Linked DNA regions of Homo sapiens: all the other regions are linked to region 1. Evidence: chromatin contacts called from ENCODE Hi-C or POLR2A ChIA-PET data. All regions are on one chromosome and are shown on one strand. Each heading gives the region's core, a stretch centred on a gene start or an enhancer-like site at or near the end of the contact. The rest is flanking DNA. Distances are from core to core; before and after follow the strand shown.

The links. Hi-C counts contacts between places; a loop is a spot of excess contacts on that map. ChIA-PET counts read pairs that join two places held with the same protein, here RNA polymerase II (POLR2A). Pooled maps may share reads with other maps.
Region 2: a loop to region 1 is called in a map of psoas muscle, with 2.2 times the contacts of the local background. The contact joins two enhancer-like sites. A Hi-C loop is called at or near these places in 1 of 168 maps with a recorded cell type or tissue (psoas muscle) and 1 of 50 pooled maps. POLR2A ChIA-PET finds 5 or more read pairs at or near these places in 1 of 52 experiments (WTC11).
Region 3: a pooled map shows a loop between it and region 1 (2.5-fold over the local background). The contact joins two enhancer-like sites. A Hi-C loop is called at or near these places in 4 of 168 maps with a recorded cell type or tissue (esophagus muscularis mucosa, heart left ventricle, heart right ventricle and 1 more), 2 of 37 single-sample maps with no recorded cell type and 5 of 50 pooled maps. POLR2A ChIA-PET finds 5 or more read pairs at or near these places in 3 of 52 experiments (AG04450, Caco-2 and naive thymus-derived CD4-positive, alpha-beta T cell).

Annotation. Positions count from the first base shown.
Region 1 is chr17:42,702,991-42,706,145 of GRCh38, forward strand. It overlaps EZH1 (enhancer of zeste 1 polycomb repressive complex 2 subunit), which reads right to left. Exons shown (of 21, transcript NM_001991.5): 16 at 3,017-3,155; 17 at 2,098-2,193; 18 at 1,612-1,693; 19 at 750-830. Among named protein-coding and RNA genes, the nearest start is that of MIR6780A, 3.6 kb to the right of the region's middle. RefSeq lists an enhancer at 1,860-2,500. Within about 2 kb of position 1,906, at least 2 of the 41 ENCODE cell types and tissues checked have a DNase peak (open chromatin) inside an H3K27ac peak, as active enhancers do.
Region 2 is chr17:42,507,813-42,511,020 of GRCh38, forward strand. ATP6V0A1 (ATPase H+ transporting V0 subunit a1) reads left to right here. Exons shown (of 22, transcript NM_001130021.3): 19 at 760-777. Among named protein-coding and RNA genes, the nearest start is that of MIR5010, 4.8 kb to the right of the region's middle. Within about 2 kb of position 1,784, at least 2 of the 41 ENCODE cell types and tissues checked have a DNase peak (open chromatin) inside an H3K27ac peak, as active enhancers do.
Region 3 is chr17:42,927,888-42,931,110 of GRCh38, forward strand. No RefSeq gene overlaps it. Among named protein-coding and RNA genes, the nearest start is that of G6PC1, 29 kb to the left of the region's middle. RefSeq lists enhancers at 562-1,138, 1,028-1,177. Within about 2 kb of position 1,409, at least 19 of the 41 ENCODE cell types and tissues checked have a DNase peak (open chromatin) inside an H3K27ac peak, as active enhancers do.

The sequences.
Region 1 (3,155 bases), core at 656-3,155:
TCCTACCCAACTCCAAGTCAATAACCAGTAGGCTTCTGGGTTGATTTTCTCCAAATTCCCAGTGAAAACATGAATCAAATGGAATTAGAAAGTAGTCAATATGGTAGTTGCCTCTATGCTTTTAGATCTGTTATTATGGCAGAAAAATTATCTTTATTATTATTATAAGTGGGGTTTTTTGTTTTGTTTTGTTTTGTTTTTTGAGACAGAGTCTTGCTCTGTTGCCCAGGCTGGAGTGCAGTGGCATGATCTTGGCTCATTGCAACCTCTGCCTCCAGGGTTCAAGCGATTCTTGTGCCTCAGCCACCTGAGTAGCTGGGACTACAGGTGCACACCACCACGCCCCCCAGCTGATTTTTGTATTTTTAGTAGAGATGGGGTTTCACCATGTTTGCTAGGCTGGTCTTGAACTCCTGGCCTCAAGTGATCCACCTGCCTCAGCCTCCCAAAGTGCTGGGATTACAGGCGTAAGCCACCACACCCAGCCTATTATTATTTTGTGAGATGGGTCTCACTATGTTGCTCAGGCTGGTTAAATCATGTTTGTGGGAAAGTGTTTATAATGTATTCGCTGAAAAAAGCAGATTAGAAAACTAAGATTGAGAGGGGCCTAAAATGATACCAGATATTAATCATGATTATCTTTGGACAAAAAATAGCTCAGCTAAGGAAAATGTTCAACAACGAATGGAAATCACAGTAAAGAGGCATCCATCCCCCACCCCACCTCCCAGGTTACTGGGACTCACCTTTGGCATAACAGTTGGGATTCACTGAATGATTTGCAAATCGAATTTTGTTTCCTTTCCGAGTAGCATCCACTACAAAATCTGTATAAAGTAAATCAAGGAAAACCATAAGCACAGCAGGCAATTCCACAGCTTCTCAGCTTGAATTTAAAATCAGTTAAATGGTAACAGAAACACTTTAGTCTGATGGGAATGTTGAAGCCCAGTGTGCTAACAGGAGCAGAGGAAAGCATGCAGCCTCAGAATTCAGCCTTGTGTGGGAGCACTCCCTTTGGGTCCCTCTTTGAATTATGGATCTTCTCATCTACTGGGCAGGGAGATTTCTCAGGTAAAGACGCTCAGCACTCCTATTACAAACAGAACCCAGAAATGGAGGTTCTTCCAAAGCAAGGGCACTGTGGCCTGTGGGATCCCCAAGTGTGATCCTGCCCCCTTGCTCTATGCATCTGCTGGAAGATTCGGAGCTGATCTAAACTTGGACTACAGCAAGGGCAATCTGGTAGAAAGATCACCTTGGGGCCAAGTGCGGTGGCTTACTCCTGTAATCCTAGCACTTTGGGAGGCCGAGGCGGGTGGATCACTTGAGGCCAGGAGTTCGATACCAGCCTGGCCAACATGGTGAAACCCAGTCTCTACTAAAAATACAAAAATATTAGCCGGGCATGGTGGCAGGTGCTTGTAGTCCCAGCTACTCGGGAGGCTGAGGCAGGAGAATCACTTGAACCCGGGAGGCAGAGGGTAGAGGCTACAGTGAGCCAAGATCGCACCATTGCACCCTAGCCTGGGCAACAGAGCAAGACTCCGTCTCAAAAAAAGAAAAAAAAAAAAGACCACCTTGGGATGAGACAAAGTGACTTCATACCATTATTGAGGTTGAAGAGGAAGCTGGACATGTATTTGTCATAGACCTTTCCGCGTCGATCAGCCTCATCCTGAGAGATGAGCTAGAGAGATAGACAAATAACAAATAGGAGTATCAGGCTGCCTGCTCAGGGCATGGTACCCTGCCCCCAGAAAGGGCTGGGTGGTATCTCACATGGGTGCTTACTGAGCATCATGATGAGAATCACAAGAGAGCAAGTTCAAGTTATGCTGTTCCAATTCCCACCCAGGCCAACCAGTTTTAAGGCTGAAAAGAGCCCCCCTCATCTCTTGTGTCTGGAGTTGCCAAAGAGTTGAACAGTGGTTTCAGTACTGCAAACGGTTCTGTGGGATCTCCCCAAGAGGCCACGTGAGAACACAGCTGAGTTATTTAGAGATTAATTCAAAGAAGCCTGGCCCACAGAAAATCAGAGTTTCTCATCAGTCTCCCCCGAGTAAGAATGTGGGCCAAAACTATAGCACTCACCTCACCACAGTATTCAGAAATGAATTCGTTCTTCTGCACAGACTCCTTTATGAAGGTGCCCCATCCGGCCACATCAGAGGGGGCCAGCAGCAGGTGCTGGGGAAGAGGGGGCCAAGTCTCAGACTACAGGGTGTGCATGAGTAGGGGGTGTGTGCTGGATGTGCACATGTGTGGTGGGGGTGGGGTGGAAAGAACCAGCAACTGTTAAGAGGATCTGAAAGCAGAAAAAGGTCTAACCCATTCTTTTCTGCTTGGGAGAGAAAAGAAAATGGGAGGTGGTGACGAACGGAAATAGGATATCTCTTCCTTTATCCATGGAGCCCTCCTGGGCCTTAGTCTATAGGAATTCACTGCAATGTGTGAGGTAAACATAGACATCACCAAAGGTGCATACACCTCGCAGCTCCTTTTTGTCTGGCCAGTTCAAGGAACCACTTTTCTTTCTCTTTTTGGAGATGGAATCTCACTCTGTCCCAGGCTGGAGTGCAGTGGTGCGATCTCGGCTTGCTGCAACCTCCACCTCCCAGGTTCAAGCGATTCTCCTACCTCAGCCTTCTGAGTAGCTGGGATTACAGGCATGCACCACCATGCCTGGCTAATTTTTATATTTTTAGTAGAGACAGGGTTTCACCATGTTGCCCAGGCTGGTCTCGAACTCTTGACCTCATGATCCGCTGGCCTCGGCCTCCCAAACTGCTGGGATTACAGGCATGAGCCACCACACCTGGCCAGGAACCATTTTTCTAAGCCCTACTGGGACTGAAGCCTTTATTAATTCAGTAAATATGTGTCTTTTAGGATTTATCAAGCACTTTCACATATAAAGCCTCAAAAGAACCAGTGGAAAGAGAATGCTTGGGACCGTTCCTTCCTTCCCCCTCCATTTTATGTGGTGTGGGGTCCTGAGGAAAGGCCTCACCTTCTTAAGTCCACGCTGGATGCTGCAGTTTTTACAGGAAACCACCTTGCAGTCCCAGTGCTCTGAGGCCCCACAGGTGAGACACAGGTCAGGGTCACATTCTCGCACTGCCAGATAGCAAGGACATTGCTTGGTATTG
Region 2 (3,208 bases), core at 534-3,033, 200 kb before region 1:
GTTGCCCCCAGAGCCCGCAGCAGTTTTGCTCCTATCTTGAATTCCAGATTTTGCCCGCAGTGCTCTGCACGCAGGTCTCCATTACTGACTGCTCTCTCACCTGAGGCAGAGCAGGCCTCAGCATCCCAGCTCTTATGACCTGAAACACAGGTCACTAAGCACAGCTTCTTCATCCATTGACCCTTCCAAGGATCGTTCCAATTACATTACTGACCAGCTATAATCACTGGTACTTTTGAAGTCCTACACCACTGATGTGTTCTTGCTGCAGATATTTTGTTTGAGCTTTTTTGGTGTCATTTGCCTACTTTTTACAGGGAGAGAGAGAATTAGGCCAAACTAGACTTTTCCTTAAGATACCACCTCCAAGCCCACTCTCCTTGCCTGACCCCTTGTAGCACAAAGCCTCTGAACTGAACTATTAAATCTCATCTACTCATTATGTTCTTTTTAAAGCAAATAAAATAGGAGTTGAGGACTCAAGTTGGACTTTTCAGTCTGTCTGACCACTTTCACTATATATGATTTTTTAAAAAAGAAATCACAAGGGTTGTGGATGCCTTTAAAAAATATGTATCTTAATGCTCTAAATTCCTGCTGATTTCGCTTTGTGTATATGCTGAGGAGGCCTGCCTCCAACGTGCTAGCCCATTTAACATGAACAGTCCTCCCCAAGAAGCATTCAGTAGCCTTGTGCTCCTAACTTGTGACCTTGTGTGTGGCGTGGCTCCCCACTAAGTGTAAATTTGTGTTTTCAAGCCTTCCGAGGACGAAGTGGTAAGATGAAAGCTGGCGTTGCCTTCGTGTTTATCCGGGCTTCTCTCTTCCCATCCTTGTGATCACTCTGCTGACCCTGCCACACCCTGGGGCCATACACATGACTCCTGTGCCTCTGCATCTCACTGGCCATTTCAAACCAGTTCGTGAGCCTGTGTTCTAAAAAGCTCATCTCCATTAACTGCATCTCATGTCGGTCACCTCTGTCTTTGTTTCATTGACTTTGCTGATTTAACACCTCTGAGAATGGCTTTGAAAGGAGCTACAAGTAATGTCTTCACTGGCATTCTTGAAGTGACTCCTCTTGGGGGTTAAGTCCCATTGGCCTCTGCCTTCCTCTCCTGTGATGTTGTGGTTGATCTACTCCCAGCCACCGGGAGTAGCCGTTTCCTCCCTGCTCCTCCTAGTGCTTGTGAGCAAACCTTACCCTTCCTCCCTGTCTGAGCCAGCCTCTTCCTGCTGCCCTCCTCAGCTTGATGATGCTTCAACTTAGAAGTGGTGGACCCTTCTCGGGGTCAGCTCTACCTCCATGTGACCCAGGTGAGAGGGAGACAGCTTTCAAAAGGAGGCTTTGCCTTCCAGATGCATCCCAAAGGAAATAATCCATCTGTGTGAAAGGAGTTCATATTATATCAGCCACATAGAGAATAACGGAGACTGGAAAGCAAATTGGCTAACTGTTCAGGCCACATCTCGAGTAGAAGGCCCTCTGGCTCAGCAGTAATTCACTTAGCAACATACACTCTTTAAACTGGGTTTTTAAAACACCTTGCTGCACTGTTTGCATCTTCCCCCAGCACTTCTCTCTAAAATGCCTAGACCCACAAACCATACCCTTCCCTTCCTGACTCTCGGTCCTCTCTAGGAGGGCAGTGGGATGGGAATGGGAAAGCCTTTGCTGTTCTGTGTAAACACAGGTAGGGCCTGCTCTTCCTGAAGCCTAGAGAGGCTCCTTTGCTGGCATCAAAGAGTGTCTGTGTTCCTGGACTGCTCATCTATGCAGTCCCTGGCTGAGCTACCTGGCAGGGATGGGTGGGGCGTGCTCCATGTTAATGAGGAGCCCAACCCTTTCCCTGGCTCACTACCTCCAACAACACTGCCTTTTAAATGTTTTCCTAGCCGAGCACCCACATTGTCAGAATGGTCTGACCAACTATTGTGTACCAGCGTTCTCGTTTGTAGCCATGTCCCAGGAGGTTGGACATCCAACAAGATAGACTCTAATTCAGCCTCCCCAGTCTCTGGCCACCCAGCTCACTCAGGGATTCAGCTACCCTTGGCTACCCAAGTAGTCTAAACATTTTATCTTTATCAGGCACATATACAGTCTGGTTCTCTGTAGCCAAATTTAGATACCCATGACATTTATCTAATGATTTCAAACCAAACAGGTTCCTAAAAAAACATTCAGCCTACTTCTAGAACTTCCCCATTTTGCTTGGCTGTGAAAATGTATTTGTCCCATGCAGGCCCTTGCTCCAGCCCAGTGGAAGCATTAGTACCTCTTCCTAGCGGGAACTCAGTCCAGCTACACACCAGAGCCAGGCCAGTGGTTGTCTGGGAAATCTTCAAAGGCCGTGACCACTCAGCAAGGGTCAGTGGCACCTCTCCCCACTGTCTCCTCACCAGGTGCATTCATCCCATCCATCCATGCATTCACTCACCCTCCGTGTTGTCCAGCACTATGTATAGTGCTGCAGAAACAAGAAGAATATAGTGCTTGCCTTCAAAGACCTCCCAAAGTGGGGAGATAGTCTGGATGACAGGTGCTGTAATAGAAGTGTGCCCCGGATGCTATAGGAGCACAGAAAGAGGGCAACTGATGAACACTGGGGTGAGAGTGGAAGAGGAGACCCTGGAAGACTCCCTAAGGAAGTTGTCTTACTCTGGTCAAGCAGGAGGCCCTGTAGAGGGAGTGGTGCAGACCCACCAGCATATGCAGCTTCACAGGGGCAAAACACCTGTAGGTCCATCACGTGTTGGGGACTAGCAAGTATTCAGCTTGGCTGGAGCAGAGGCAGGAGTGGGGAACTGGGGACAGGTGAGACTAGAGGTTGGCAGAAACCAGCCATAGTAGTTTTTGCCTCATTTGGACAACAAGGAGCCATCCAAGAGAGAGCGGTGAAGCTGATGGTGACACAGCCATGGCGCATTGAAATACCCCCAGTGGCTGTGTTGTAGGGTATATTGGGTTGGGGAGGGACAAGGTCAGGAGGCATAGACTCGACATCATCTGATGTGATTCAGGACAGAATGGCGAGCCTGAAGTGAAGTGTCTGTAGGATAAGTTGGAAAGGAAGGAACCAATATGAGATATTAAAGAAGTGAAAGCTATAGGTCCCAGTGCCTTAATAAAGGTAAGGAGTAAGAGAAGATTCGAGATTGACTCCCAGACTCTCCAGTCTGCTGGACATGGGAGATGGAATAGAAG
Region 3 (3,223 bases), core at 159-2,658, 220 kb after region 1:
TTTTATTTTATTTTTTTGAGACAGAGTTTTGCTCTCATCCCCCAGGCTGGAGTGCAATGGTGTGATCTCAGGTCACTGCAACTTCCGCCTCCCAGGTTCAATCAATTCTCCTGCCTCAGCCTCCCGAGTAGCTGGGATTACAGGCACCCACCACCACACCAGGCTAATTTTTATATTTTTAGTAGAGATGGCGTTTCACAATGTTGGCCAGGCTGGTCTCAAACTCCTGACTTCAAGTGATCCACCCACCTTGGCCTCCCAAAGTGCTGGGATTACAGGTGTGAGCCACCGCACCCCAGCCACAGCATTTCTTTTCTTTTCTTTTCTTTTTTTTTTCTTTTTGAGATGGAGTCTCTCTCTGTTGCCCCAGACTGGAGTGCAGTGGCGCAATCTCAGCTCACTGCAACCTCCACCTCCTGGATTCAAGTGATTCTCCTGCCTCAGCCTCCCAAGTAGCTGGGATTACAGGCATGTGCCACCATACCCAACTAATTGTATTTTTAGTAGAGACGGGGTTTCAGTATGTTGGCCAGGCTGGTCTTGAACTCCTGGCCTCAAGTGATCCACCTGTCTCTGCTTCCCAAAGTGCTGGGATTACAGGCATGAGCTACCTCAACTGGCTACCAAATTGTGCATTTTAAATGTGTGAATTTTGTGGTGTGTGAATTATATCTCAATAATGCTCTTACCAAAAAAAAAAAAATCTTTATATGGCCTCTGAAAGCTTACCTCAGCTGGACCTTGTCTACCGCACCTCACCTGGTCTCCTTCACCTCATTCCACAAAGCACAGCCAATGTCATCTTGGTTCCTCCAATGCAACACACTCCAGCCCTCCTCCGAGCTTGGGCTTTTACACACCCCCCTTCTTAGAACACTCTTCTGCCTCTTCACATAATTCAGTCCTCCACATTGGTATCACTTTCTCAAGGAAGCCTCCCTGCCCACCCACCATGAGTCATGATCAAGTTCCTCTTCTGGGCCTGCCAAAGCACCCCTTTTACTTTGCTCTCTACCAAACGTCACTTTGTGATTATTTGGATCATGTCCGTCTTCCCCACTAGACTAGGCCCCATGAGTGCAGCTCCATGCCTGCTTTGCTCACTCTTGCACTTAAACCCTGTGCCTAGCCCTGGCCTAACACATGAGGAGGACTCCAGATATCTTGGTTGAATAATAAATGAGCAATATATTACTGTTTGCCCCTAACTTGGAAAACAAATGATAGGTTCAACAATTCTAGAGCTCCACAAATGACTCAGCAAAAACATGTTCGGAGGCACTCCCAACGTGAAATTAGAAGGTTGGAAACTCAGAGGACGGGACAGGCTTAGATAGAAACATTGGCCTCTTCCCAGGTAAGTTCTCCCCAGGAGGTGGGGAGCAAACTCTCTGAGCAGCCAGTTACAGGGAACTCATGACTAAGCTCTGTTGCTGTTTATCAAGATACACACTGACTCTCAGAAGTTCTAGCGTGAACCAAATCCTGCTTCAACCCCATGGGCTTTCAGTGTAGGACTTTTTCTTTTTGTTGGTGATCACACACCCTACTGGTGGCTTAACCAATTACATTGCCTCAGCCCCTGTGACACTCCAGCTCCGCGTCCCCTTTATGATGCTTCAAATATCATAAAAGCAGAGAAAAATCATATGTCATATATCAGAAAATCATATATCAACTTTTTTTTATTTTGAGGTCTTTCACACACTGAACTTATTTTAATCATAATTGTCAATTATAAATAAACATAATTACTATGTTCCTTTTTTGATGTCAAATTGTTGCAATTTGGACAGTGGCTTCCTTATCCTTCTACCATTGCTGGCCTAAAATCCTTGTGTTCTAGGCCCATTCCAAATTTTCCTTGTTCCAAGACACAGAATCAGCCACCCACTAAGAAGTCTCATTTCCTTTTGATGGGTGCACGAGAGTGGGAGGTTAGCAGAAGAAATGCTGTTAATGGGCTAGGTGCAGTGGCCTAGCCTGTAATCCCAACACTTTGGAAGGCTGAGGCAGGAGGATCACCTGAGGTCAGGAGTTCGAGACCAGCCTGGCCAACATGGGGAAACCCCATATCTACTAAAAATACAAAAAATTAGCTGGGCGTGGTGGTGTGTGCCTGTAATCCCAGCTACTCAGGAGGCTGAGCCAGGAGAATTGCTTGAACCCAGGAGGCGGAGGTTGCAGTGAGCTGAGATCATGCCACTGCACTCCAGCCTGGGCAACAGAGAGAGACTTCATCTCAAAAAGGAAAAAAAAAAAAAGAAGAAGGAAAAGAAATGCTGTGGCCAGGGCATGGTGGCTCACGCCTGTAATCCCAGTACTTTGGGAGGCTGAGGCAGGTGGATCATGAGGTCAGGAGCTCAAGACCAGCTTGGCCATTATGGTGAAACCCCATCTCTACTAAAAATACAAAAATTAGGCAGATGCCTATAATCCCAGCTACTCAGGAGGCTGAGGGAGGAGAATCACTTGAACCTGGGAGGCAGAGGTTCAGTGAGCCAAGATTGAGCCACTACAGTCCAGCCTGGCAACAGAGCGAGACTCCATTTCAAAAAAAGAAAAAAGAAAAAGAAAAAGAAATGCTGTTAATGAACTGTATTTTAGGGTCAGAGCCAGGAAATTATATTTCTCTTAAAGCTTATGGGTTCACAATAATGTTTCCAATTGAACTCTATGTTGTAATTTTTTATTCAATATAAAATATTTTCAGGCCAGGCCCGGTGGCTCATGCCTGCAATCCCAACACTAGAAGGCAAGACGGGAGAATTGCTTGAGACCCAGAGTTCAGGACCAGCCTGGGTAACATACCGCAACCCCCTCTCTATAAAAGAAAAAAAAGATATAATTGTTTTCATTTATTTTATCTGCAATATTCCTGCATAGAGATTTAATCTTCACCCTCACTATAATTGCATTTCCTTTACTAGCCCTCATTTGCCTTGCCAACCGCCATTATACCGTCCCTTTGCTGATGGTGATGTCTGTTGGCTTGGTCTCCTTGTTCTGGTTGACCAGACTATCCTCCTGTTATAAACAGCAGGAAACACAACCCCAAAACACACATACACACACACTGGAAGCCTACATGAATTTCACATGCATCGTTTGAGGCAGCCTCCTGAGAGCCAGTCATCCTTCCAAGACAGTGACTGCTTCGGGAGTAAAATCATAACTGAGAGAGTCTCAGGGAACTTTGTTGTTGTTTTACTGAGTTGACATT